Linked DNA regions of Mus musculus: region 2 is linked to region 1. Evidence: chromatin loops called from intact Hi-C (ENCODE). Cell type or tissue: heart. All regions are shown on one strand. Links, peaks and the distances in the headings refer to the core of each region. The heading gives the core; the rest is flanking DNA. Region 1 holds the start of Gtf2ird2 (GTF2I repeat domain containing 2). Region 2 overlaps Gtf2i (general transcription factor II I).

The links. Hi-C counts contacts between places; a loop is a spot of excess contacts. Peaks named below come from ENCODE experiments on the same cell type or tissue, not always from the same donor. Only the 100,000 strongest peaks of a DNase experiment are listed, where the experiment ranks them.
Region 2: it touches region 1 in a loop (2.3-fold over the local background); 13 of 42 quality-filtered maps call a loop at or near these places.

The regions. Positions count from the first base shown.
Region 1 is chr5:134,178,797-134,193,732 of GRCm38, reverse strand. It overlaps Gtf2ird2 (GTF2I repeat domain containing 2), which reads right to left and starts at 9,695. Exons shown (of 16, transcript NM_053266.1): 1 at 9,475-9,695; 2 at 2,456-2,553; 3 at 942-1,080. The coding sequence starts at 2,548. It also overlaps a transcript of Rcc1l not described here. In heart, for the core only: a CTCF peak has its summit at 6,227 (motif pointing left); DNase peaks (open chromatin) are centred at 9,212, 10,216 and 10,812; H3K4me3 peaks cover 2,178 bases; H3K27ac peaks cover 2,441 bases.
Region 2 is chr5:134,230,001-134,244,936 of GRCm38, reverse strand. It overlaps Gtf2i (general transcription factor II I), which reads left to right. Exons shown (of 34, transcript NM_010365.4): 25 at 60-243; 26 at 981-1,036; 27 at 1,350-1,430; 28 at 1,946-2,029; 29 at 2,150-2,333; 30 at 2,778-2,806; 31 at 4,023-4,064; 32 at 4,653-4,694; 33 at 5,366-5,440; 34 at 6,045-7,105. The coding sequence ends at 5,424. Among named protein-coding and RNA genes, the nearest start is that of Ncf1, 7.8 kb to the right of the region's middle. In heart, for the core only: no CTCF peak of the experiment used is centred there; DNase peaks (open chromatin) are centred at 7,863, 9,378, 12,166 and 12,736; H3K27ac peaks cover 2,736 bases.

The sequences.
Region 1 (14,936 bases), core at 2,949-10,948:
AGTGAGTGCCGACGAAGGCCAGAAGTGTTGGATCCCCCTGGAGCTAGACCCACAGGTGGCCCTGGGTCTCCCCATGTTCCCAAGTGCTGTCATCTCCCAAGCACCCAAAACACCCTTGCTCCCTTAAGTCGTTAACATTAGGTAACCATAAAGTAACGAATACAACAAGACTTCAACATAGCATCAACTGCTCTCCCAGAGGGCTGGGTTTTAGTTCTGAGCTCCCATATCATGCAGTTCTGAATTGCCTCTAAGTCCAGCTCTTCTGATTCTTCTTCTGGACTCTGGGCATTGGCTCTCACATGCACAGACAACCCCCCCCCACACACACACATACATGCACACACAAATAAAAATGAAAGTAAATCTTCCTTTAAAAAATATTGGGGGGCTGGAGAGATGGCTCAGTGCTTAAGAACACTGACTGCTCTTCCAGAGGTTCTGAGTTCAATTCCCAGCAACCACATGGTGGCTCACGACCATCTGTAATGAGATCCAATGCCCGATTCTGGTGTGTCTTATAGCTACAGTGTCCTCATGTACATAAAAATAAATATTTTTTAAAAATCCATAAATGCAATAATATGACATTAGAATGAAGAATAAAAAAAATCAATAAATTAGGTTGTGCAAGGTAGTGCACAACTTTAAGCCTAGCACTCAGGAGGCAGGGGCAGGAAGATCCCTGTGAGTTCAAGGCCAACCTGGTCTACACAGCAAATCTCAGGCCCACTAGGGCTACATAGTGAGACTCTTGTCTCAAAAAATAATTATAAAATGAAATATGAGAATAAAAACGGGGATACAGTTCAGAGGTGGAGTATTTGCCTAGCATGTGTGAGGTGCTAAATTCAATCCCAGGTATACAAACCAACCAACCAGACAGACAGATAGACAGACAGCACCAGGGACAACAACAGGGTACAACACTGGCCACCTACAGTGCTGTGCAAAGTCTTTCTGGAGATCCTGTCTGGCGTTGACAAAGGCACAGCCCCGCTCCGTCCCCACCACGTACACGTCTGTCTCATACACAGCGATGCAGGCCACCTCGGCCTTGGACTTGGCCAGCTCTTTACACTGAAACAGAAATGCCAAAGGACAAGAGTGGGTTCTACACATGCAGGCCTGGAGTTCGTTAGGTCGGCTTAGGAGCCCTATTGGAGAGAAAGGAGAAAAAAAATCAAGGACAAGAAAGATGGCTCACAACTGGGATCCCAGTGCTCTGGAGGTGGAGGCAGGGGGATCAAAGCCTCTGCTACGTAGCATGTTCAAGGTCCTCGTGGGCTGCTTGAGAATCTGTCTTAAAAAAAAAACCAAAAAACTGGCCCGGCAGTGGTGGCACACACCTTTAATCTTTAATCCTAGCACTTGGGAGGCAGAAGCAGGCAGATTTCTGAGTTCGAGGCCAGCCTGGTCTACCGAGTGAGTTCCAGGACAGCCAGGGCTACACAGAAACCCTGTCTCGAAAAACCAAAAAAAAAAAAAAAAAAAAAAAAAAAAAAAAGGGCAAAAAAGGGGGAGCCACACAACTACTAAGAGAATTTATCTCCGACCCCCAAACTAGTCACCCACTCTCCCTTAAACATCCTCCATACTTAGATGGTGTGTGTGTATGTGTATGCACACATGTACGCATACAGTACTCATGCGAAGAGAACAACTTCCAAGTGTTAGCTTTCTCCTTCTACTTGTGGGTCCCGGGACTTGAACTCGGATAGTCAGGGTTAGTGTCAACCCTCCTCTACCTGCTGAGCCCTCTCACTGGCCCTGCTTTATGGGCACTACAGTTACCTATAGAAACACATAGGCACAGGATAGAAGACCTGTGAGGCGGTCTGATCTGGCCTTGTGTGGTCCCCAGTGTCCAGAAGGAGTCGGGATGGGAGAAGTCATCAGTGCTTGTTAAATGCAGCAGTGAACCATCCCCCTCCCGTGGTTTTTAGGACAGATATTTCTAGCTTTCTTCCTTTTTAGGGGGTGAAGAGTTTGGTCGCACGTGTCCCTTACTGGCCAAGAACTCACTATGTTATGTTGGCAAGATAACATAACATAACATAACATAACATAACATAACATAACATAACATAACATAACATAACGTAGGGGACAGCCTTACGACCTGAGTTTGATTCCCCCAGACCCACGTGACGGCCAGAGCACACCAGCTTCCCCAAAATGGCCCTCTAACCTCCCGGTGCACTCTATGGCACGCATATCACATCCACTGTGTGATGACACGGAAAAACATCAAAAGTGCCCTTATGCCTCTAATGACCTTGAACTCCTGGCCCTCTTTATCTACCTCCTAAGGTGCTGGGGTTTACAGGTGTGTAGCTCCATGCTGCACTGAAGGACACCCTCATACAGACACGAGGGGGGTACAAAGAAGTGACCCTGAAGTGTGTCTCCATCGTTCAGTTCAGTAACAATCGGCAGAGCCACAGCGTCTCACCATGGACTCCAGGGCAGACATGAGGAACGTCACCACCATCCTGCCGTCTGAGGGCTCATCAGTGGGCTGAGTAGTCACTGCTACTTGGGCCATTGTTCCTGTAGAGGAGAAACATGGAGTGAGCAGTGGGAACTCTCAGTTGTTTTTGCAATCACAGGATGACAGCTCTGTGGGTGTGAATGGAGGGTCCACCATGGATTACATTGGGTGCCCAGGCTGGTGCAGGATGGAGATGCCAGAATCTTTGGGAGGAAAGACGTCCTTAGGACACTGAAGGCATCAGGTAGTCCTTGTGTGGTACCCAGACCCTACCTCACCTACAGCTCCCACAGCAGAGAAGCAACGTGTGAGGAGACAGCAATGTGTGGGTCAGGTTGCTCTCATCACAGCAGACCGGGAAGCTCTTCAGAGAAAAGTGTTACATCTTTTTCTAAAAGACAGGATCTCATAATATGAGTTCCTGGTTGACCTGGAACTCAATCTATAGACGAAGCAAGGAGGCCCCAAAGTCATAAAGATCTACTCAATTCTGCATCCAGAGTATTAGGATTAAAGGAATGTGTCGCCGCTGCCGCCGTCCGCTGCTGCCACACCTGGATGTTTTGTTTTATTTTATTTTTCAAAAGGGTCTTATCAGCCCACCACACTGACACAGAACTATGTAGCCAAGAGTGACTCTGAATTCCTGACCCTCCTTGCTGTTTTCCAACTGCTGAGAAAACAAGACGCATGCCACCATGCTTGGCTGAAAACTTTGGCCTTTGTCTGAGAGAGAGAGAGAGACAGCGTCAGAGGGGCTGATCAGGCAGGATTACTGGTTGGCATCAATTCTGCATCAAGCCAAGCAGGAATAAAGAATCAATGGTGTCTCGTTTATTATGCTCTATTTGTACACTGTATGGAACAGCACAAGAGGCAGGAAAATCTTCTTTCCTTCCTTCCAACCTACATTCATTCGTTTGTTTCTTTTTAAACGATTTATTTATTTACTATAATACATAAGTGCACTGTAGCTGTTTTTCAGACACACCCAAAGAGGGTATCAGATCTCATCACAGATGGTTGTGAGCCACCACGTGGTTGCTGGGATTTGAACTCAGGACCTTCAAAAGATCAGTCAGTGCTCTTAACCACTGAGCCATCTCTCCAGCCCCCTTCCTTTACTTTTGTTTTTGAGACAAGGGTTTCTCTGCCAATAGCCCTGGCTGTCCTGGAACTCACTCTGTAGACCAGGCTGGCCTCGAACTCAGAAATCCGCCTGCCTCTGCCTCCCGAGTGCTGGGATTAAAGGCGTGCGCCACCACGCCCAGCTCTTTTTGAAGAGTTTTTTCCTCATCTCTCCAGACAAGATCTTATGTAGCTCAGACTATCCTTGAACTTGCTACATAAGTTTAATTCCTGTTCCACCTGTCTCTACCTGTCAAGTGCTGAGTGCTGGGCAGATGTCACCACATCTGGCTGCCAGTTTTCTTAAAAAAAAAAAAAAAAAAGAAGAAGAAGAAGAAACTCTGTGTGTGTGTGTGTGTGTGTGTGTGTGTGTGTGTGTGTGTGTGTGTGTATACACAAAAATGTGCGTGTGAGGGGGTGCCCCCAGAGGCCAGAGGAGGATCTCGGACTGGAAGCAAGAGTTACAGGTCGTTCTGAACTGTCTGACATGGATGCTGGGAACAGAACTCAGGTCCTCTGCAAGAACAGCTCTAACCACAGAGCCACCTCTCCAGCCCCAAGACTACTTTTAGTGTTGCTTTTGAGAAAAGGTCTTCATTATGCTGTAGCCCAAATTAGTCTCAAATTCATGATCCTCCTGCCTCAGCTTGCTGAAGACAGGCACCACCAAACGCATTGAAACTAAGCACAGCAGGCTATAAGTTACCCCACAGAATATCATCTCCCAGGGCCTTTTGTACGCACACGTAAAGGGCCAGCAACATCCAACTAGATCATAGGTTTTACGTAGTAATTAACTTTTCTTTAACTGCAGATTATAGGGCTGGGCTGGGGCTCAGTTGCTAGAGCTGCTAGAGCACTGGAGTCTGGAGTCTGGATTCTATCCTCAACAAGGAAAACAAACACACAAACACACAAACAAACAAACACACAAACAAACACACAAACAGGTAGTGTACTTTTTTAATTCCATCACTCAGGAGGGGGAAGCAGGGGGGTCAGAAGCCAAGGTCATAGGCGATCACAGAGTTCAAGTCTAGCCTGGGCTACAATGAGACTCTGTCTCAAAAAAAAAAAAAAAAAAAAAAAAACCCGAAAAAACCAAAACAAAACCAAGTCACTATAAAACAGAGCAAAGTTTTACTAGAACACATATCCATCCTTGAGTTTAGCCCAGTGTCCTCGACCTTCCTAATGCCGCGACCCTTCAATACAGCAACTCATTTTGAGGTGATTCCCCAACCATGACATTATTTCACTGCTACTTCATAACTAATTTTGCTACTGTCACGGACTGTAATGTAAATCTCTAAGATGCAGGGTATCCGGTGTGTGAGCCCACTTCCCCTCTGCCTCTGGATGCCTTCCGTAGTGGCAGGGCCCAGGGTTTGTGAGGGAGGCCAAGAATCCCTGTGAACTGCAGCTGGCTGAGGTGCCGCCACATGTAGAGCTGGGAGCTAGACAGTTATTTTATGGCCTCTCTTCAAGAAGGCAAATTCCTTTGAGCTATCTTCATTGTCTTTTAATGGCCACTTGCTGTCACCTCTGTATCTGGCCTAGCATCTTTATGACCACTACATAACATTCTTGGAGCTCCAACAAAGCCCTTCAGCCCTCCTTTTCTTCCTTCCTTCCTTCCTTCCTTCCTTCCTTTCTTTCTTTCTTTCTTTCTTTCTTTCTTTCTTTCTTTTTTTTTTTTTTTAATTTTTTCAAGACATGGTTTCTCTGTATAGCCCTGGCTGTCCTGGAACTCACTCTGTAGACCAGGCTGGCCTCGAACTCAGAAATTCCCCTGCCTCTGCCTCCCAAGTGCTGGGAATAAAGGCATGCACCACCACGCCCAGCTCAGCCCTCCTTTTCTATCTCGCCTCCAGCTAAAACTCTGGTGGGTGATGAGGGGGTGGGGGTGGTGCATATACTCCGGAGGAGGCAGAGACAGGCCAGCCTGGTCTACAGAGTGAGTTCCAGGACAGCAGGAGCAACACAGAAAAGCCCTGTCTCATAAAACAACAAGAAACCCAACCCCACCACCACATAAAAGCCCATGTAGGACAATAAATGTTGTAATCTGAGCACTGTAGGCAGGAGAGGTGTAACAAGATCGAGGGACTCAGGTCTCTCTTTACACCAAGTGGGGCTCAGGGATCATATCAAATTTGGGTCATTAGGCTTAGCAGCAATCAAGTTTACCCCACCATGCAATCTCTGTAGTACCTCGGCAATATGTATGTATGTATTTATTTATTTAGAGAAATCTGGGCATGATAGTCAACCATCTATAATCTTAGCACTAAGGGAGATGGTCAGCAAGGCCAGCCTGGGCTACATACCAAGACTGTCTTGAAAATAAATAATTTATGCATGGGGTCTAACCTTGGACTCCCAGCCATTCTAGAGGCTAAGTACAGGATAGGATGAACACCCTAAGGGGATCTTGTCTCAAAATAACATTAATAAGCTGGGGCCTGGAGCCAAGGCTCAGTAGTTAAGAGCATCTGCTGCTCTTCTGAGTTTCAGTTTACCCAGTTTCAGTTCTCAGAATCCCCAAGGCAACGCACAACCATCTGTATCTGGTTCCAGGGGATCTGGTGCCCTCTTCTGGCCTCAGCTGGAACTGCATGCATGTGGTGCACAGACAAACAGGCAGGCAGAACACCCACACACATAAAATAAAAATAAATAAATCATAGCCAGGTGAGGCTGACACACACATCTTTACTCTCAAGCCATTGGGAGGCAGAGGCAGTTAGATCTCTGTGAGTTTGAGGCCAGCTTGGTCTACAGTGCAAGTCCCAGGTCAGCCTGGCCTGTTATACAGAGAAACCCTGTCTTGAAAAACCTAATAAATAAATAAACAAGTCTATATAAAATACAAAACATAAGCCTGCTGCTGTAGCTCAGGGTTCTGGGCTCAACCCCAAGTATAAACAAACAGCAATAAATCAGCACCCACAAAGCTTGACCCAGCAATTCCATTCTTCAGTAAACACCCACAAGAATCCAAAAATAAAACCCATACCCAGCGCTCAGAAATCAACACAGTGGTGTCATCCACCACAGACAAAACACGCTTTATTTAGTCTTCTACTTTAAATAGATTACTTAGTTATATGTGCATATGTGTGTGCGTGCCCAGGTGCCTGTATAGGCCAGAAAAAAAAAATTTCACACACATCCCCTGGATCTGGAGTTCCAAGGGGCTGTGAGCTCCTTGACATGGGTTCTCAGAGGGATGCTTTGTTCCTCTGCAAGGGCAGCAGGCACTCTCAAGTGCTGAGCCCACTCCCCAGCACCTCCATTTATGTTTTATAAACAAAGAGGTCTTATTTAATTAGGTTCTCGTAGAAAACAATTAACAGGTATAAAACTTACAGTGAACAGTGCCCGTGTTTGAAAACAGCTACAAGGCTCAAAGGAGAACACAGGATTGTAATAAGCAGAGTGACAGAACATACTAAAGAGCTTTGTATAGTCAGCTCCCTGGAACTTAAGTATTGATTCTTTTAAAAAGAATTTATTTATTTTATGTATATGAATACACTGTCTCTGTCTTCAGACACACCAGAAGAAGGCATCAGATCCCATTACAGATGGCTGTGAGCCACCATGTGGTTGCTGGGATTTGAACTCAGGACCTCTGGGAAGAGCAGTCAGTGCTCTCAGCTGCTGAGCCATCTCTCCAGCTCTTACCTATTGATTTTTGCTTCATGCTGCCCCACTGGCTGATTGAGCTCCTCAGAGCTCAAGCAGCTGCTACTCTGAACTGAGCACAACATTTCAAACATCTGGAACTCTTGGTTACAGCACATCTGGGCTGTGGACCACAATCAGGGTGTCTCTAACTTGCCTATGTGACAGGTGACATCACAGTGCACAGACAAAAAAAGAAAAAAAAAAACCAACAACACCTGGGAGCAACCAATGCACCAGCATCTTGGGGTATAAACGAAGACTTCAGATTCTTTAGACAAATAGTTATCGGCATCTATACTACAACGTCTGGACAGCATCATTGCCTTTGTTATGTCTCTCACAGTGAAGCCAACTCAAATGTATCCACAAGCTGTCCTTTCGGGGCTGTAATGTTCTAGCGAGAGCCAGCAGGTCTGTAAGACCTCGAAGCACCCTCCAAACACCACTGTTATTAAAAAGTCTCTCAGAACAAGTGGCTCCTACAGCAGCAAGCACTGAAGAGCCTGGCTGCCCAGAGGAGCAGCCAGGCCACCTGAGGGCAGTGGTGGGGTACTCTGTCAGGCCCCTCCATCCCCCCATTAAAATCTTTGTGTGTGTGGGTGGGAGGGAGTGTTTTCCCTGCATGGTTGTGTGCACCGTGTGCGTGCCTGGGGATGGAGGAGGCTGGGAAGGATAGTGGGTGCCCTAGAAATGGATTTATAGGTGGTGGTGGTCCTGAATTTACACATGGGTGCTGGGAATTGAACCTCGGTCCTCTGTAAGAGCAGTAAACGCTTTTTTTTTTTTTTTTTTTTGAATGTTTTTTGAAACAGGGTCTCTCCGTGTAGCCCTGGCTGTGCTGGAACTTGCTCTGTAGACCAGGCTGGCCTCGAACTCACAGGAATCTGCCTGTTGTACGACACCATGTCCGGCCTGCAGTACAAGCTCTTAACTGCCATCTCTTCAGCCGCCTCCCTTCCATTTTCTTTCTTTCTTTTATCCTGTAACTCTCTGAAATCCTCCTGCCTCAGTATCCCCAGTGCTGGGCTGACAGACACATTTGAGTTACCACACTAGGCTTGAGTTCTGTTATTTTGTTTTTATTTTACTTTGGAAGGAATTCTTTTTCTGACTTGCATTGTATTTTAAAGGATGAGTTTTCCTGTATCTCAATAAAGCGGCTATAATTTATTTAGTGACAAGGTCCCACTGTGTAGCCCCAGCAGGCCTGGAACTTGCTATATATAGGCAGTCCTTGAACTCTCAGATCCATTTGAAGGCCACCGTTGCCGGCTCATTCTGGTTCTCTGTGCTGAAATAAGTACATTCTAGAATAATGTTTTGGGTGCAATAGGTTAAATACATTACTATAGTGAATTTTAATTTGTAAAAATTTACTTTAAATTTTAAAGTTACTAAACATTTTAAACGTTTTAAAATAAATTAAAATTTTTTTGAGCCAGGCGATGGTGGCGCACACCTTCAATCCCAACACTTGGGAGGCAGAGGCAGGCGGATTTCTGAGTTTGAGGCCAGCCTGGTCTACAGAGTGAGTTCCAGGACAGCCAGGGCTACACAGAGAAACCCTGTCTGGAAAAAAAAATTTTTTTTTTGATTGTTGTACTAGTTGTTATGGCCATAGGCCACCTTGTACTCTCAACCAGACCAGACACAAGCCACATTTTGGAGGCTGGGCCCTTTCTTCCGTTCTCTTCATCGACCTAAACCACTGGCTGCCACAAACACCAAACGCCCCCATAATCCTGGAGCCAACAAGCAAAGCCAGCCGCCGAAGGTGGAGCCAGAGCGCCGTTGCTAGGCAACCGCGATGGCCCCGCCCCTTCCCCTAACCAATCAAGGGTTTCTAAACACAGCGCAGGTACGTCAGGTGGCGCGTGACCTCGGCACGCACCGGGCGCAGCTTTCCCCGCCTCCTCGCCCCGTCACAACCAATCGAAAGCGAGATTTTGGTGCGCGCCTGGCGTGCGAAAGTCGCCTAACCCCACGTCTTCCCCGCCCCGCCCCCCACTCTTCACGGCCCGATCGCGGTAGGGAAAATGGGGGTCGGCGCTGACCACCGGGCGCCCGAAGGTCCCGCCACGCACCCCGAGAGATCGCTCTGCCCCGGCGGGGACTCCCGGAAGCGGAAGTTGTGAGGGAAGCGGCGGCGGGATACGCACCTGAGGGCCCTGCTTTGCGGGCCGCGCCGGGGGTCTGGAGCCTGGCTTGCGCGTGCGCAGCGGCTCTGCGCCGGCGACCGCAGCTCGGGGGCCGCGGGCGCCTCCTCTCCGCTCCCTTCCTGTTTTTCGTTTTTATTATTTTTTCTCCCTCTTTTTTATTTTATTTTTTGTCTTTGTTTGCTTCCTGGAAGGAAGGTCGGCTTCCCGCGCGTGGCCGAAGCACCCCCGGTGGGGACGGCCACTTCCGGTGCGCTGCAGGACGGCTTCCGCGAGGCCGCCGGCCGGGCTGCGTGGCGTGCACGTGGCTTCGCGCCTTCCCTGGATGTGCATGGCCGTTCTGGATAGATAGAGATATTTTAAAATGTGGTTGTGCGTGCACGTGGAAGCGGAGAGGTCACCCCACGTGTTACTCAGGCACCCACTCCCCCCACCCCCCGCGACAGAGTTTTTCTTGTAGCCCTGGCTAGCCTGCGTTGTAGACCAGGCTGGCCTCGGACTCAGAGTCCACTGCCTCTGCTTCCCGAGTGCTGGGATTAAAGGCGTGCGCCATCACACCACCTACCTTTTAGGACATTGCATTTCCTTTAAAACTAATTTTTGTGCCTGTGTCAGTTCTATGTTCTTGTGTTTGCGTGGCTGCATGTCTCGGGAGCTATTCGTAAAGCACCATCTGTTGTAAGTATTTTGCCACCCTGTTTATATGCACCACGGGGAGGCCAGAAGAGGTCACAGTATCCCCTGGACCAGGAGTTTCAGACGGTATGGATGCGGGAACTGATCAAGTGTTCTTAACCACGGAGCCATCCCTCCAGCCCCACTTTACAAGGGTTCCAGTTTTATTTGTTTGTTTGCTTTAAAATATACTGGAAAGGGGGTTGGAGCAGTGGCTCAGCTGTTAAGAGCTGATAAGTGTGCTTTCAGAAGACCAGTGTCTGTGTCAAGCACAGCACACGTGCCTGTAACTCGCATTTCCAAAGGATTGGAATCCTTTGGCCTCTGTATGCACCCACACCCGCTTAAAAAAAATAAAATATTTAAAAAATACTTTTAAAGATTTGTTGCTTGGTGTACATGCCATTAATACTAGCATTCACAAGGAAGAAATAGGCAAATCTCTCTGAGTTTGAGGCCAGCCATGACTACATATAAGATCCTGTCCCAAAATAAAATGAGAACACTTTGTTCATATCAGGAAAGGCTGTGTAGCTTCCGACATAGTTTGTATTTGCTCGTGTTCTTGAGCTGGCTCCAATAAATCCTTTCCTCCCAGGTCACAAGTGGGTCACTGATTGCTAGATCCTATGGTGTTCGTCCAGCCTGAAAATCTCTTGCTCTGGCTACTTGTCAAAATCAGGTCACTCACCCTTGCAATGTGGCCTTTTAGGGCACAGTGCTTGGTGGCTGTTCTGGCTCCCACTCAATCTCCTTTCTTCCCACTCTCAGATTGCCATGACGTTTCCTACTTTCTGTCTCCAAGCTCTGCTGTCTGCCCTCAGTCCTTGACTTACTTAGTTTTAGGATTATTAAATAACATTTCCGTGTTGGGTGGTAGTACAGGCCATTAATCCCAGCACTCTGGAGGCAAAGGCAGGGGGATCTCAGAGTTCAAGGCCAGCATGGTCTACAGAATAAGTTCCTCGATAGCCAAAGATATGCAGAGAAACCCTGTCTCAAAAAGCATAACAATAACAACAAAACAAAAAAAAAAAGGCCCCCAAAACATTTACAGGATTTACAGGTCTTCAGTCTAGACCAGTCCTCTGAACTGGAGATCTGTGTAGCCAGAGTCTGTTTTGAAATCTCCACTCTCGAGATGACCAGCCTCAGGAGGACAACATGGCGCACCCTCTCCCTAGTCTTCTCCTCCTCCCTATCTCAAGGTCACAGGTTTCAGCCTACAATACTCGGATCCCATGGGATGGGAGCAGGTGCTGGAGGGCCTGCTTCATTTCCTGACAGGAAGCAGAGGAAGGAAGAGGGAGGGAGAGGGGGAGGAGAAAGGAGGGAAAGGAAAGGCAAGGCAAGAAAAAAGAAGAGACTTAGAGCTACATCATCAGTGAGCCACTTCCTCCAGCTAGGTCCTGAAATTTCCAGAGCACCCCAAATAGGGTAATCAGCTGGGGTTCACGTTTTCAATATATGGACTGGGGAGGACACTACCCCGACCATAATAGCTGGTTGAATTTTCCTCCCTCCACCACCCCCTGCCCCTCCCCCCTCTTCCTTCCTTCCTTCCTTCCTTCCTTCCTTCCTTCCTTCCTTTCTTTCTTTCTTTCTTTCTTTCTCTTTCTCCCTTTCCTTCCTTCCTTATTTTCTTCTCTCTCTCTCTCTCTCTCTCTCTCTCTCTCTCTCTCTTTCTTTCTTTCTTTCTTTCTTACCAGGCTGGCCTCCAACTGCCTCCTGAGTGCTGGGGTTAAAGACTTAAGCTACCACATCTGAGTAAATATATCCTAACTTATTAAAAAGAAATAGCCAGGCAGTGGTGGCACACATCTTTAATCTCAGCACTGGAGAGACAGAGGCAGGTGGATCTCTTGAGTTGGAGCCAGCCTGGTCTACACAGCAAGTTCCAAGATATAGCCAGGGCTATACTGAGAAACTCCCACCTTGAAAACAAACAGGAAAAGAAAAGAGGGGAGGGAGAGAGGAAGGAAACGGACACACACAAGTGTGTGGTACCATCTGGACTCCATGTGGACATGTGCACACACAAGCACACAGGTCCTAAAATAAAATAAAAAGCACTACTCGGGAGGCAGGGGCAGGAGATCTCTGTGAGTTCAAGGCCAGCCTGATTTACACAGCAATCTTCACGTCAGCCAGAGCTGCATAATGAGACCCTGTCTCAAAAGTTATAAATAAGCTACACATTGCAATCATAAAACATAAGCATCAGCAAGAGAGGCTAATTAAGAAAAGTGGGTCGTGTTTAGCAACCAGCAGAGTGCAGGATCCGCTCAGGCTGGTGGCCCGCACCCGTGGTGACACTGGTGAATGCTGCCTTCATGAGCAGGAGAACTCAAGGGTGAAGTGCCATTACGACTGTAAGTGCTACTACTATAGTAGTTAGCGTCTCTCAATTAACTCAGGAATTTAATGCAATCTCAATAGTAAAACCCAGTGGAATTTTATTACTGCTACTTGACAAGATGACTTTTAAATTTTCATGGAAGTAAATGTTACGCATAGCAAAGTCAATTTGGTGAGAAAAGAAAAGAGAACAAAACAGGCACCCTTGAATAAAAATGAGAACATACGGCACAGCTTCCGGAGCCTTGTTGTAGGATGAATTCATTTTTTTCCTTCCCCTGTTTTATTTCCAGACAAGGTCTCATTGTAGCCCAGGCTGGCCTCAAGCTCACTATGTAGCCAAGGATGACCATGAACGGATCCTCCTGCCTCTGCCTTCCAAGTGCTGAGAAGAGAGGCTTTTGCTCAGTTCATGTTCATCTTCCTCATAGATTCTAAATAGTATTTCAAACACTGAGATTATGTTTGTGGTAGACAATAAATTATTTTGGGGTAACGAGATATCCGCTTGGCCTCATGGGGTGGCACACACCCTCAATCCCAGCACCTCAGAGGCAAAGACAGGTGAACTCTGAGTTCCACACCAGCCTGCTTTACATAGTGAGTTCTAGGTGAGCCAGGGCCATTCAGTCAGGTCTTGTTTCAAAAAGAAAAGAAAAAAAAAGTCTATTAACAGTTTTTAACTGTGGGGTGGTGAGATGGCCCAGAGGATGAAGGCACTTGCCTTTTGAGTCTGAAATTCTTGAGCCCATCCTTGGAAGCTCCATGGTGGAGGGCGAGAAGTGACTCCCTAAAGATGCTTTCTAACTTCTGCACGTAACGCTGTGATGTGCATTCACCCCCAAATACATAAATGGAACATATTTTATTATGTTTTAAGATTGAGACTGGACTTGGTAGTGCTTGCCTGTAATCCTGGCACCCAGGAGGCAGAGGCAGGAGATTCAGGAGTTCAAACAACACAGCAAATTAAATACTAGCCCGGGCTACGTTAGACCCTGTTTCAAAAACCACAAACATTTACTTCTGTTGGGCTCTGGCTAGAACTCAAGAACTTGCACATACTAGGTGATCATGTTATCACTGGGCCACACTCCCTGCTTCTGACTACAATTGTAAATCTCATTCGGAGAATTCGACTGTTGTGTCCCTTGTCACAAAACAAGAACCAAATTGATGGGCAAGCATCGCCACCTAGTGGCCATGATTCACACTGTAGATGTCCTCTTGGTTGCAATTTTCGAAGGTTTTTTTTTTTTTTAAAACTTTTATTTATATGCATGTGTGCATATCTGTATGAGTGAATGCCACATGTGTTCAAGGGACCCTGGAGACAAGACGTCTATGTCAGAATCCCTGAAGCTGGAGTTGTTAGGTGGTTGTGAGTCACCTGATATGGGACCTGGGATCCAAATTTGAGTCCTATGCAAGTGCAGCAAGCACTCTTTTTTTTTTTTTGGTTTTTCGAGACAGGGTTTCTCTGTATAGCTCTGGCTGTCATTTGTAGACGAGGCTGGCCTAGAACTCAGAAATCCGCCTGCCTCTGCCTCCCAAGTGCTGGGATTAAAGGCGTGAGCCACCACACCCAGCTTTTTGGCTACTTTTATCTTTCGAACTAGGGTTTCACTATGTCAGCCAGACTGGCCTGGAACTAGGTATGTAGACCAGACTGGCTTCAAACTCAGAGATCTGCCTTTCTCTGGCTTTGGAGTGGTGAGAGTAAAGGTGTACACACCGGGCATGGTGTACAGTTCCTCCTTCACCATGCCTGCCTGGATACTGCCATGCTCCCACCTTGATGATAATGGACTGAACCTCTGAACCTGTAAGCCAGCCCCAATTAAATGTTGTTTTTATAAGACTTGCCTTGGTCATGGTGTCTGTTCACAGCAGTAAAACCCTAAGACAACACCTAATGACATCGTTCCACTCACACACCAGCTCCTTGCCAGACTGTTTAGTCAGGAAAGATACTTTGGCATCCGTAAACCGTCTTCATCCTCTTTCATTTTGCCCTCCATAGTCCAGATCTTTTTTGGGGAGTGGGGATGGGATAGGGTTTCTCTGTGTAGCCCTGGCTGCACACAGTCCTGGAACTCACTCTGTAGACCAGGCTGGCCTCAAACTTACAGAGATCCACCTGCCTCTGCCTCCTCGGTGCTGGGATTAAAGACCTGTGCCACCACTGTCCGGCTTTGGTCCATATCGTAAGACACACACACGTCCTCACTTCTTGCCTTGGCTTTCCGGGGTTGGATTGACTTTGCTTTCAGTTTATACTGGGAAGTCAGGTCCCTCCTTGTGAGTATCAAGTGTCTTTCTTGGTCCATGCTCTGCTCTCCTGAGACCTGACCTGAGACTGATCTGGATACTGTAAGCTGAAGCTTATGAATCTTGCAGCCGCATCCTGTGGTGAAGCATCCCCTTTGGGG
Region 2 (14,936 bases), core at 4,747-12,746, 49 kb before region 1:
CTTGTAGCTGCTGCAGAATGTTGGCAAATGCCTTTTCTAAGATGTGCCGTGTGTTACAGGGGAAGCGCTTGGCCTTAAGCAGGCTGTGAAAGTCCCGTTTGCGTTGTTCGAGTCCTTCCCAGAAGACTTCTATGTGGAAGGCTTGCCCGAGGGGGTGCCCTTCCGAAGGCCGTCCACATTTGGCATTCCCAGGCTGGAGAAGATACTCCGGAACAAGGCCAAGATAAAGTTCATCATTAAAAAGTGAGAGCCTGAGCTAGAGTGGCCATGCATGGGCTGGGGCGGCAGGCTTACCACAGTCTGAGCTGAAACGGCTCTTCTAGGGGCTACGTGACTATAGGGATAGACATCCCAGTGGTCAAGAGTGCTTGCAGGACAACTGTGAGGACCTGAATCCTGAAGTCAGCTCCCACATAAGCTGAGAGTAGTCGTGAGCCTATCACCTTAGTGCTGGGCTTGCACCAAGACGGAAGGTTCATTGGGGCCTGCTGCCCAGGGGTGGGGATGTGAGCTGAAGGTTCTAGGAAAGATCCACTCTGAAAGAAAGGACCCTCTTCTGGCCTCTGTGCATCACAGGCGTGTGCACTAGCACACGGCTACACACACCACAGGCGCTCTTCCTTTGTTTACTTACTGTTTGTGGAGAGGTGGTGGGCGTTGCTTGCACACTTGCTCTTCGTGCATAACCCAGGCTGTGGGCGGGCATGTGTGTTTCCTGTTTCTGCACTTGCGTCTCCTACTGATTCTCAGGACATGCTGTCACCTTGGCATGAGGTGGAGTGACACTGGCATGGCCAATAAGGGTCCAATGGCAGTGGGCGTCAGTGTGATTAGTCCTCCTGGACACACTGCTCACGCACCGAGGTTCCTTCTGAGGGTTGCACGTGGTTTGCAGAGCTGCAGCCACTCTGCTGCATCGTCCGTCCCTGGGTACCTCGCTCTGGGTTAACCAGCCCGTGCCTTTTTCTTCTTCCTTGTAGACCTGAGATGTTCGAGACGGCCATCAAAGAGAGCACCTCTTCCAAAAGCCCTCCAAGTGAGTGTCCTTGGAAAGCCACACCCGCGGGAGTTTGGCTTTGGGGCGGGGTTAGTTCTGAAGCAGCTAAGCTGTGCACAGGGTTCTGCTCCACATGAAGACACACAGGGCGGGACGATGGGCCCATCAGAAAGTCTGCCATCTTTAGTGGCTTACATCTTTAGTAAAAGCAGTGGGCGAGTACGAGTACGGGCCCCATGGGCCCAGCTGCAGCCAGCTCATGGCTGACAGCGACTAGCAGCTTTGGGTTATTAGAGAAAACTTTGACTTATATACATGTTGTCTAAACCCTAATCTTCAGTTTTCCTTTCAGGAAAGATAAACTCATCACCCAACGTTAATACTACTGCATCAGGTGTGGAAGACCTGAACATCATCCAGGTGACAATTCCAGGTATACTTTCTGCCTGCGTCGAGGAGTCTTTCAAACCCCAAAACCTGCTTCTGGGCTGGTCTGATGCTTTGCGGGCAACTCATATTGTGGACTGTTGTCAGTCTCACCTGAGCCCCCCTTTGTCAGTTTGGCTGCACAACTCCCTGTGAGCTCAGGGCCGCTTGCTACTGCTCTCTGTCCTTTAACAAGGCTGGGGAGATGGTTCAATAGTCGGGAGCACTTGTTCTTCCAGAGGACTCAGGTTTGAGTCCCAGCCCCCACACGGAGGTTCACAGCCACTTATAAGTGCACTTATAAGTACAACGGAGCTGGCACATTCTACTGCTACATTGGGCACACACATGGTGCACAGACATATCCAGGCAAAACACCCATATGCATAAAGAAATCTTACAAAAGTAAAATCGTTTTTAGCTGGGCCACAGCAAGTACACCACACCTGGCTTAGAAATTCTTCCCAGAAGACATGTGAGTTAGATGTTAAGTGTGCTCCCTGCTTTTCTCCCGTCTTTTAGATGACGATAATGAACGACTGTCCAAAGTTGAAAAGGCCAGGCAGCTGCGGGAGCAGGTCAACGACCTCTTCAGTCGGAAGTTTGGTAAGTTTGTAAGAATAGAGGATACTAAGGAAACAGGGCCAGTCGCTGCTCGGCTCTGTGTCTCCGCTTGTTTTGAAGATGAAGGGTCACACTGGCCCTGTGCTGTTTGTCTCGCTGCAGGTGAAGCTATTGGGATGGGCTTCCCGGTGAAGGTCCCCTACAGGAAGATCACCATCAACCCTGGCTGCGTGGTGGTCGATGGCATGCCCCCCGGGGTGTCCTTCAAAGCCCCCAGTTACCTGGAGATCAGCTCCATGAGGAGGATCTTAGACTCTGCGGAGTTTATCAAGTTCACTGTCATTAGGTGAGACGCTATCGCTTAGTCAGTAGGACAAGGCTGGAGGCCTCACGGCTAGGTCATATCCCAGAGTGCTGTTGTGTGGAGTCTGAACTGAAGCGTGTGGGCAGAGAGCAGGCAGAGACAGGTGGATCTCAGGGAGTTCCAGGATATCCAGAACTACACAGAGAAACCCCCACACCCCAAAAACATAGGTAACATTACATTGGCATGTGTACTATACATAGCACATACTACATGTGACTAATTACAAATAACTGATACATACATTGTGTATGATATGCATTAATAACAGAACAGGAGTCATTGTTACACAGTGTTACAGTCATTTCATGGACATCTTGTATGTCTCCTCCACAGGATAGGCCATACGTGGCATAGATTAGCAAGTTAGGCAAATGTTCATGTAAAACAAAAGCCTTACATTATACAATTTGTTTTTCTCTTTAGACCATTTCCAGGACTTGTGATTAATAACCGTGAGTACAGCTTTCTTTTGTTTGTTTGGTTTCTGGGGATCTGGGAGTGCATGTGAGTGTGTCTGTGGGTGTTGGGTGTGGTGGGGCCTGCAGGATAACACCATTTGTCACCCATTATGTCACCCGTTCTCAGCACCCTGCCTGCTTGTGAAATTAGCATTGCTTGTCTCTTAGTGAGGAAATGGTGACTCGGGTGGGCTGAGACCGTTTTAAAGGGCTCACTATAGGCCGGACTTGGAAAGCTGCTGCCATTGCAGCTCTGTTACCCTGACTCCATACACTAGAGCTCAGGGGACTGTAGGCCCCTAAACAGCATCAAAGTGCCAGGCACAGGGAGGGAAACGAGCAGTTCCAGTGCTTGGGAGGCGGAAGCAGGAGGATCAGGCTGATCAGCACTGTCTGCTGTAGACAGTCTAAGGCCAGCCTGGGCCACAAGCGACCCTATCCCCAAAAAGAAAGGGAGGGAGAGAGGGCTGGTGATGGACACCCAGCAAGCTGACTTCTGTCCCGGGGCTCACGTAATGATGGAAGGTGAGAACCGAGTCCAGAGTTGTCCCCTGGCCTTCAGGTGCACACCGTGGCACGCGTGCTCACACAGACTTCACACACTCTGTAATTAATTCTTTTGTTGAATTTTCCTTGCAAATTTCAGTTCATCTGTCTTTTTGAAAATTCAGGTCACTGTGGGTGACCATAGAGATCACTGTGGGTGGCCTAGAACTCAAAGACATTCCCCTGCCTCTGCCTCCTAAGTCCCACATTAAAGATGTGCCACCATGGCCAGCACTCCTGTTCTGTGTATAGTTTTCATTTCTGAAGAATATTATGTCCAAGCCCCTGCTTGTAGGTTCCTGTCTCTGTTGCTGAGTTTTATTCTTGTCCTTGTGCAGGACTCTGGTTCCCGTGTGTGCTGACCACTGAAAGCCATGGTTCTGGTGGCATCTAGCCAGGACCACTGCTGTCCCTTCCTTTGGTGTTCGTCTTTACCCTTTCTTAGCATGCGGGGTCCTGGGGTCCTCGGATCATTTCATGGTCAGTGGTTACAAGACAGCTTGTCTCCTCGGTTCTCTCCTTCCGTCGTATGGGGCCCAGTGACTGAACTGTCTGTCAGGTTCGCAGGCAGGCAGGCACCTTTACCTGCTAAGCCTGTCTGTCGTCCGCATGGTTGGATGTCACGTGTGTTAGTAAGCCGTCTAAACTGTGCCTTTCATTGCAGAGCTGGTTGATCAGAACGAGTCTGAAGGCCCTGTGATACAAGGTGAGAGGAGAGCGTGGGGTACATACTACTTACATGGTTGCCCCAAGCCCGTGGCTCCTGCTGTACCTGCTTATAGTCACTGCATACACTTAGCTTTGCAGAGACTTGAGCCGTGGGTCCCGAGTGGCAGTTGTAAGCCACAGACCTTGTAAACCCACGATCCCAGGTTATTCATGATATCTTGGTGCTCATGACCAGGGAGAAGTCTGCCTGTAAGTGTGTGCTTATGCGGGGTGTGCACATGCGTATGTGGAGGGCAGCAGCTGACGGGCTTGCACTAGAAAGATGGCTCATTGGTCCTGATCTTCCAGAGGACCCTGATTCGAGTCCCAGCACCCACGTAGCAGCCTTTTAGTTAAGTTAAACTGTCGTTTAACTCCGTCTCCAGGGCCTCCTAAGGCTCCAGACATGTGCACAGTACAGACACACATGCAGACAAAATAACCAAATAATTACAATAAAAAAGAAGTTGGCAGGCTGTTACTATCATTGGGTGTTCTCCTTCCTCTTCCTCCTCCTCTGCTTCAAGGCTCTTTAAATAATAACTTTTGAAAGCCATTCAATGACACTTGATATGTTTCTCTTTAGAATCAGCCGAGGCAAGCCAGTTGGAAGTCCCAGTAACAGAAGGTAAGAGCTGCGCTGTTGCCAGCGAACAGACTTAGTGACCGACACCTTGGGACAGTGTGACTGTGCTCACGGTGATGCTCTGTGTCTTTGTTCTTAGTGAGTTGATTGGAATTTTTTTTTTTAATATGTATGAGTGTTTTGCCTACTTATATGTGTATATAGTACCCAAGCCAGAAGAGGGCATCAGACCCCCAGAAATAAGAGTTACAGATGGTTGTGAACCTCTATGTGGGTGCTGAGAATTGAACTCATATTGGTCCTATGGAAGAGCAGCCAGTGCTCTTACTGCTGAGCCACCTCTCCAGCCCTAAATTGATAAGATTTCTACCATGAACACTGTCCAGTGAAGAAGGCAGACTTCCTCTCTGTTCTCCCCGTGTGGCTCTGACTAAACTCTAGATCCCTATAGCTTAGACAAGGCATGATGGTAAATACACCCAAAACAATATGGAATCTGTTACTTGGGAATCAGGCATGAGCTGGACATGGCTCAATAGAAGAACACTTGGCAGGCATTTGTAAGGCCCAGATCCCGTAACAAGAGCACTTTATGCAGAAGCCACATGGAACGGCTTCGTGCAGATCTTAGCAGGTTCATATGGCTAGTCTTACTGGCAAGCAGGTTTGCACCAGTGGTACAGCTCATTGTTACCCCTTTGTTTCTTCTGTAGAAATTAAAGAGACAGATGGGAGTTCACAGATCAAGCAGGAGCCAGACCCCACGTGGTAGACCGTGGCTCTCCAGGGTAAGAGCCTCGCTCTAGCTGCCCTTCATCCATGCCCACTTATAAGCTGATGTGCAGACACATCCCTTCTGCTCTGGCTGTGAGATGAGGCCACCCTCAGGGGACATAAGGCCCAAAGGTTTTTCTCACTCAAAGATGTAGCCAAGATGAGTGAGGTGGCAGAGATAGGTGGGTCTCTTGTAAGTTCCAGGCCAGCCAGGCTCCGTGGTGAGACCCTGTCTGTCTTGGGGTGGGGTAGGGTAATACAGAGGTAGTATTCCTTAAAGGGACATGTTTGTTTTGAGTCTGTATGCCAAGGTTGCCTCCTCTCTGGCTGACCTCTTTAGGCCGGTCACAAGCCCAGCCCCATCAGTTGCTGACTTGCCACCAAGAGGTGGGCTGCAGTGACCCGCAAGTGAGGAGACTGCAGTCTGCTGTGATGGGCTTTGCCTGGCAGCCTTGGTGATGTGCCTGACCGTGTCAGATCACAGGCTTAGGCCTTGCCGTCTTTCACAAGTGCACTTGGGCCTGCATGTCTGTCAGATGGAACAGGGTGTGTGACAGGAGGTTGTCATGCCCCTGCCATCTGACTCACCCACTGCCTGCGTGTTTGTTCTCTCTGCAGTTCGTCCAGTGTCCAGCGTGCGTGGTGGAGAAGAGCTTTGGGACCCGTTCCTGCCAGCTCTGTAATATACTTGTATAACAGAAATACCTTCTATACAAACCTTCTTTTCTACTTTTAGATAGAAATGTCTACTTTCTCAGCAGTTCTGTGAATTGAGCTACACAGCGTGATGAGATGCGCGTGCCTGGTGGCTTGGGAACGCACTAGAAGGGTCTTGCAGCAGTGCTGAAAGAGGCGGGAATGGCAGGGACGACTCGTAGGGTTTCTTATGCATCGGGCAGAGCCTTGGGCTGTGGTGCGTGTTCCCGTCAGTGAGATATTCCTACAGGGCATCTTGGCTTCCGCAGCAAAGGAAGTCCCTGTGCTAGTCAGTGCTTTAGTTTTTCTATTGAAGACCAGTTCCGTGGTCTTGCACTCGGCTGCCCCTCCTGCCAGGGGAGGGCTGCTGTCTGTGTGTGTGACTAAGCCTCTTCCCAAGCTCCATCACGATTCCTTTGTCCTCACTGCCATTCAGAGCAAAGCCGGCCAGCTCGCCTGACCGCCAGTGAGCAGCCAGTGCATCCGTGCAGTGCAGCTGGAGAGGCTAGCCTCAGAGCCTCGCTCCGGTTACTTTACAGCAAGTAGATTTCTGGGTGTGTCCTAAAGGTCAGAGGTCAGGTCTGCATGCTTGAGCAGGTGGAGGATTTGCCCCTCCCCAACTGGGACCCACAGTGGCCTCAGGGGCTCTGGGCCGCAGCTCTGGGTCTGGGTCGAGTCAGGCTGGGCTGTGTGTCTGCCTGGTTGGTTAGTCTCTAACCACCTGTCTGGCCTCTGCGCCAGGGTGGGGAGTGAGGACATTGGTGTCCCGCCCTATGTGGGGGCTCACAGACGATGATAAGGTAACAGCTCTCAGCAGTTAGGCACGTGAGGGCACGGTTCTCGGTAGTCACCACAATGTTCACAATGGGAAATTATATCACACGGTAGCAGAGATAGGCATTTTATGTGTTCCTTATATTTTACCTCAAATTGTAGATATAGGGTAATAAATAAAATCCATCCATGCCTTTCACATGCAAACTCATTCTTTTCCTGCTGTCTTCGTGAGCGCCTGGGGAGGCGGGACGGGTGTGGGCTGGTAGGATGTTCACCTCAGTCCCTCACAGATGGGACACCCGTATTCCTGGTGTTTCTCAAGAAGTCACTGGTTTGTGGAGCTGGAGCTGTGCCCAGCCCCCACCGGCCTACATCTTACGTGCGTTGGAGACAGAGGAGAACTCTGAGGACACAGCCACAGCACAGGGGAGTCCCTGAGTCCCTGCTGGAGGATGTGGAAGATGATGCCCGCCCAGGCTGCGGCCAGGGATCCCCTGGTAACATGATGCACAGGAGAGTCAGTCATCGGGCAGAAGCCTCCTCGGCTGAGATCCGTCAGGCAGTACTCAGTGACAGGGCACAGAGGAGAAGGGGCAGCTCACCCGCTGCTCATGGGGCAGCCAGGAAGCAGAGGGAGAAACAAGGGGCACGCCCTGTCAGCATCCAACTTCTGGCATCTTCCAGTGATGCCAAGGCCAAGGTCAAACTCTCATCCTGTGAACCTTTGGAGACATCCCCACACCATGGCACGGGATAGAACTGCCCTGGGTCAGACATGGCTGTGTACAGGTGGGTGACATGACAGCCGCCTGTACTAGGTAGGCTGGTAGGTGACAGCTGAGTGGAAAGGGTCATGGCCACCAGTAAAGCGTCCATAGCTGGGATGTGACTCAGTCACTAGGCTGCTCGTCTAGATGCACGGAAACCTGAGTTCTATGCAGTTACCCTGTCATCTACCCAAGTGCTCTGACACCTTGTAGGTGGCCCTCACCTGCCCCGCCCACACTTGTTTCTTGTGGTTTGGTTTTGAGGAAGGCCTGGTGCAGAAAGCTTGGCTGACACAATACCGATTGGTAAGGTGTTTCCTGTCATAGAGGGAACAAAAAGCCTTGTATTTATTACCTTCAACTTGGCCGTGTCCAGGCAGCTCCTAGTGAGAGAGGGGCAGGGACCCACTTGTAGAAGCTTCAGTGTCTCCAGCCAGGAGATTTACTATGTAGTGCCAGCCAACTGAAACTGCACCTAAATATTGTGGCTAATCTCTCCAGGTGACAGAGCTTCATAGAGGCTAGCAGATAGAGCCAAGCATTGGTTAGTAGGCCTGTGGTCCCAGTACTCAAGAGAGTGTAGGCAGGAAACTAAGGCCCAGCTGTTGCCTGCGAAACAACAAAAATAATTCAACCGGTATATGCTCAAAAGGTCAAGTTGAAAGCCAGCTCATGCCTGTTAGGAGACAGTGACACGAAAATCAGGAGTTCAAGGTCATCTTTGGCTACATGGTGAATCCAAGGCTAGTCTGGGTTGCAGGAGACTCTCAGAAAACCAGTGATGGGAGAGATGCTTGAGCTGAGTAGAGTGGTAGAGGAGGCCTGTAATGCCAGCCCTCTGAGAGCAGGGACAAAGGTCAATGGCCCACACTCAGAACCAACCGCAGGATGATGGAACCTTGATCCTTCAATAGCAGCTTCTGTCCTGGGGTGTGTGTGTAGGACAACAGTCTCCTGGGTTTGTGTGTACACTGTGGTATGACCCAGGTCCTGATCCACACCCTCCCCAGTCATGTTGTGTAGACCACCAGCCCTTGGGGTCTCAGCTGCCGTCCCCGGCCATCTGCAGTCTCCTGGCCTCCAATGAGAATACTGACTTCTTTTGTCCTCTGGGGTAAGCATGCCCCTGGAGTTAGCGTTGACGGCCGATAAGCTGTGAGCAGCTGTCTACTGTTCTGTCTGGAAGAGTGACCACAGGAGATGGAGAGACTTGAGGAGCAGGCGAGCAGGCTTAGGTTGGTGGAGGAAGCCTCAGCCAGCCTAATAGAACTTACACTCTGCAGCCTCAGCCATTGCTTCCGGTTTGTTTTTTAATGTGTATGAGAGTTATGCCTATGTAGACGTCTGCATGTATGTGCCAGGTGCCCACCAAAGCCAGTTCCATCAAGCTCCACCAAGGTAGAACTGGAACTTTAAATGGTTGTGAGCTGAGCTGCCATGTAGGTGCTGGGAATTGAACCCAGGTCCTTTGGAAGAGCAGCCAGTACTCTTACCCATGGAGCCATCTCTCCAGCCCTTTCTACCCACGTCTTCACCTCACCAGTCTCATTTCCTGCTGGGGATGGGGGCCAGGCCAGCACACCTACCCCACGTCATTAGTTTAAGACTCAGGGCTGAGTTCTGTGCCTAGGACCCACGCGGTGGCGAGAACGGACTCCCACACGTTGTCCTCTGACCTCCACACTGTGGCTTGTGTGCCTTGCTCCCCTTTCCCCAGTCAGTGTGGAAAGAGAGAAGATCTGTTGGGTGGGGATACAACTCAGTTGTCAGAATGCTTGCAGAGCATAAACAGAGCCCTGGGCTCCGGCATCACAAACCAGGCCTTTCAAATGTTACCATCCTAGAGTACGTGACTAGCAGGGAGAGAGCAGATCTTGTCACAGGAGCTCATGGGGTGACAGGAAAGCAGGGTCCCAACACTTTTACAGGGGAGGGTGCCTGTCTAGTATGCACAAAGCCCTGGATCTGCCCACAAACCAAGCGATCTTGGCTTTAAGCCAGCCTGGGAATGGAATCCAGACTCACACACACACACACACACACACACACACACACACAGTCTATCCTTAGATCTGTTAACAACCCGATTCCCGTTGAGTATTAACCCTTTCCACCACTTGCCCAATTCCAGTCAGCTGTCCTGTGGTTCGAGCTTCAACCTCCACCTTATTTCCAATGCACAGCAGCCCATAAAGTGGGCAAAAGCCGTTTTACAGATGAGGAAACCGGCTCAGAGCTTTGAGTAAGATCGCTAAGGGGCATGTTAGAGTGGGGTCTGAGCTCCCAGGTGATCCTGGGAGTCAGGCTTGCAAGGCACAGTGCCTACAGCCAGGGTCTATTTACAGTGCCTGGAGGGGCCCTGAGAAGGGAGTCCCCAATGTTGGATCAGACGAGTGGCCTGAGGTGGACTTTCTCCAGCTACTGGGTGTTCTGAGGCCTCACATCCCAACCCCAGCCGAACCCATCCCATCCCGTGTTGCTGAGAAAGAGTCTCCAGGTAGTCAGAAGGTAGAGAGGGGCATTTCCATCGCAACTGGGAAACCCTGTCCATCTTCCCCAGGGGTTGGGGGGACCTGGGAAACCAGAAGGTTGCTGATCACTCAGAGAAGGGGAGGAATAAGGGGAAGGAGACAGAGGCAGGCGGCTCTCTGTGAGCTGGAGGCCAGCCTGGTCTACAGAACAGAACAAGATCCAGGACAGCCAGGGCTACATAAGACAGCCTGTGAAGGAGGAGGAAGGGGGGAGGGGGGGGAGCAGAAAAGAAGCAGCAGCAAGAGGAGGGGTTTACATTAAATGTGCCAAGAGCTAAAGATGAAGGCAGGTTTGTTTTGATCTGAGGAAGCCCCAAGTTCCTTCTGATAGAAGGAAGGTCCCTGAGGCCACTTCACTGTCCTCATCTCCGGCAGCAAGCTACTTTTCATGATGTCTTCCCGGTCTAGACTTGGGGGTTTCCTGGCTAAGGACATGGCCAGCCTGGCCTCTGGTCTGGGGGAAAGCCAAGTGGCTGGGCAGAGTAGGAGACAGGTCCCAGTCCTACAGCCAGAGCAGGAGGGCCTGCCACCTCTGCCTGTCCTGGCCTAGTGGGAAAATCTCTTTTAGGGCTTATGCTGGCTGGCTTCCTGAGATTGTGCCCCCCCCCCCATTCATTCATTTGTTCAGTCATTCATTCACATCACTCCAAGGCCAGTGATTAAAGGGTATGGGCCTGAGAGGCTGGGAAGATGACTCAGTTCCCAGCACCTGCCTGTGGCTCCAGGTCCAAGGAATCTGTTGTCCCTTTTTGGCCTCCATGGGTGCAAGCACACTGGTGGCATACACACACATAAGTAAAAATCTTTATTAATAAACAATGTGGCCGTGCAGTGGTGGCAGAGCCTTTAATCCCAACACTTGGGAGGCAAGGGAAGGCGGCTCCAGTCCCAGGAGACTCAGTGCCCTCTCTGGCCTCTGAAGGCACCAGGTGTGCACGCAGTGTAAGAACACACTGGAAGACAGATGCTTATACACTAAACAGCCATGGCATTATAATACAAAGTGAGTAGTGGTGGACCCAATAAGGTTAAAAAATTCTGTCTCCCCAAAACATCTTTTACCCACGGCTTCCTCTGCTTGTTTGTGCTCTGTATTTTGGGGGAGGCAGGAAGTTTGTTAGCCCTTTTATTCCCCACCGCTGTGTGTGTGTGTGTGTGTGTGTGTGTGTGTGTGTGTGTGTGTGTGTATGCTCGCATGCGTGTGAAGTCAAAAAAGGGTCTCTAATGTCCTGGAATTTACTGTGGGTAAGAACTTCAAGAAGAGCATGGCCCAAACACTGAGCTGTCTCAGGAGTTTTGAACCGAGGACCTGGTACATGCCCTAGCACATGCTTGTCAACAACACTCTTCATCCTCAAAACACTTAAAAAAAAAGGGGAACTGGGAGATGGCTCAGCGGTTGCCTGACTCCAGTTCCCCGACGGTGAAAGGAAAAAATGGACTGCTGCTGCAAGTTGTCCTCTGATCCTGGTACACAGGACAACTTCCACCCCACCCTCACACCCCACCCTCACCCCCCGCCAGAGAAATAAGTATAGTTTCCAAAGTGTAAAAGCCCGAAAGGGGGCACACACACACTTGTTAATGCCAGCACTCAGGAAGGAAGAAGAGGTAGAAGGATCTGGAGTTCAAGTTGGAGGACAGCCTGGGCTACAGGAGACCATCCCTAAAGACCAAAAGGTAAAATAAATAGTTCACAGGCACTAAAAATAAATCGTTTGCCCTGACAGGAAAGAAAGAGAATAAAAGGGAAATTGGCCCTGTTTATAGAGGTCATTGGAAGGTGAAACACTTAACAAAAGATAGCCACAGATTGCCTCTGTTTCTCATTGGGGAGGGGAGGGGAAGAAGGGGGAGGTCTCAGGAGGGCAGTGAGAAGGTGGCTGTGTGTGACCTCAGGCCACCGGACAGGCCCACTGTCTGCAATTACGAAAGCACCCACAAGACGAGAAGGAAGTGCAAGGGGCCTGATGCAAGTCACCCTTGGAACTTTCCACAGCCTGTCGCCTGCCGGGCCAGGTGCACAGCAAGCCTGGTAGTTTCACTGGACTTTCCAGACCATGCCGTTAGGGACTGAGTGTGGCCCAGACTTCAATGGCCAGCATTGGAGAGCCAGCCTGAGTGCGAGCCAGGGCTACCAGGTCTACTACTGTTCTCAGCTCCTTACTGTAGTAGAACTTACCCTCAGGGCTGGGTGTATCAATAGCCCCACCCTACCCCCCCCCCCCATCCAACTGGAGACTGAGAGAGCAAGATTGAGAATTCCAGGGTAGCCTGAATAGCTTATCTTAGAACGACAAGAAAGGTTAGTGATGTAGCTGGGTGGTAGAGCACTTTGCGGGGGTGGAACACCAGAGACGGGCTAAAGACGTGGCTCGGAAGTAGAAGGCTCTGTACTTTTAGAATCTTCAGACTTGCACCATAACCTGGCCCCACCCACTTTCTCTGGGTCCTCGCCAGAGTCATTATAAGGAGGCACAGCATTGTGCCAGTCAGGTTGTAGACAGAAGAAGTCTTGAGACCTGTGACCCTGGTGACCTGGTAGCTTCTGAGCCACCCACTGGGGAACAGGAGAGGGCAGAGGCACTGCCTTACCTCCCACCCCACCTCTGCTGCTTTAAAGTTCTTTTCTTTTTTTTTAAGATTTATTTATTTATTTCATGTATGTGTGTACACTGTCACTGTCTTCAGAAGAGGGCATCAGATCCCCATTACAGATGGTTGTGAGCCACCACGTGGTGGCTGGGAATTGAACTCAGGACCTCTGGAAGAGCAGATAGTGCTCTTAACCACTGAGCCATCTCTCTAGCCCCTGCCACTTTATTTTTCTAAACAGGGTTTCTCTGTGTAGCCCAGGCTGTCCTGGAACTCACCCTGTAGACCAGGTTAGTCTCTAACTCAGAGAGCCGGCTTGCCTCAGCCTCCAGAGTGCTGGGATTAAAGGCATGTGCCACCACCATCACCAGGCGCAGCCCTGCCCCCTTTAAAACTGTTTCACTATATCTCTGGCTGGCCTGGAACTCACATCTGCCTGCCTCTGCCACACTAGGGAGATACACAATGTTCTCTGTCCATCTGCTTCCTTCTCTGTCTGCATAGTCAGTCCACCGTAGTCACCACCATCAGTCCAGCCCAGGACCCAGGCTCACTCCTCCCAGGAAATCCGTCTAGTCAGCTCAGGGTGAGGCTCTGCAAGAGAGGCCTGCTGACCGCGGCTTTTTGTCTCTTCTCCTCCAGTGTTGGTGACATTAGAGTCCTCCTCCACTGCTGGAATTAAAGACACTTGCCACCATGGCTGGCTCCCAAGTTCCCTTCCAGGCTGAGCTGTCTGAGAAGTCAAATTCTTCTATGAAGGGCTAGTACACGGTCAGATGTTGTCTTACCTATGTGGGTGTCTACTGATGTCTACACCTGCGTGCAGACATCATCTCTCCGGAGTCTCCTTGGTTTCTGAGACAGGGTCTACTGCTAACTTAAAACTCACCTGGAGACTAGGCTGGCTGGCCAGTGAGTCCCAGAGACCTCCTGACTCTACTTATTTAGTGTAGACACCAGAAGTTAGGCAGTGGTGGCACATGCCTTTAACTACAGCACTCAGGAGGCAGAGGCAGGTGCATTTCTGAGTTTGGGCCAGCCTGGTCTACAGAGTGAGTTCCAGGACACAGGGCTACACAGAGAAACTCTATCTGGGAAAAACGAAAAATAAAAAAGTACATACTTTCCAGGCTAAGGGAGGGCTCCGTGGCTGCGACTGCTTCTCTCTCTTGCAGAGGGATCTAACTTCAGTACCAAACATCAATGTCTGCTATTTCACAACTGCCTATAACTGCATCTACACACACACACAAACACACACACACAGAGGATTCTGAGCTTTTCTTTATTTTTTTAAAAAAGTTTTTTTTTTAAATGGTTTTTCGAGACAGGGTTTCTCTGTATAGCTCTGACTGTCCTGGAACTCACTTTGTAGACCAGGCTGGCCTCGAACTTAGAAATCCACCTGCCTCTGCCTCCCAAGTGCTGGGATTAAAGGTGTGTGCCACCACACCTGGCTTTTTAAAAAGATTTATGTATTTATTTTATGTATATGAGTACACTGTAGCTGTACAGATGGTTGTGAGCCTTCATGTGGTTGTTGGGAATTGAATTTAGGACCTCCCCTTGCTCAGGTCGGACCCTCTCACTTCAGATAACTCTTCTCTCTCCATCAGTCCCTGCTTTCTCCGCCCAAAGATTTATTTATTATTATACATTGCAGATGGTTGTGAGCCACCATGTGGTTGCTGGGATTTGAACTCAGGACCTTCAGAAGAAGAGCAGACAGTGCTCTTACCCACTGAGCCATCTCGCTGGCCCTAAACTTTTCTTTAATGTAGGTTCTAGAGATAGAACTCAGGTCCTCAGGCTTGTATGCCAAGGACTTTATCTGCGGAGCCATGTCCAGTCCTGGTCCTGTAAAGACAGGACTTCTAAAGTCAATCTCACGTAGGCCAGGCTATCTTCAAACTCATTATATAGCTGAAGCTGGCCTTGAACCCTTGATTCTCCTGCCTCTACCTCCCAAGGGCTGGGGTCACAGGCTTTTTTTTTTTTCCTGAGATAGGGTTTCTCTGTATAGCCCTGGCTGTCCTGGAACTCACTTTGTAGACCAGGCTGGCCTCGAACTCAGAAATCTGCCGGCCTCTGCCTGCCACCACACCCAGCTTTTTTTTTTTTAAGATTTATTTATTTATTTTATT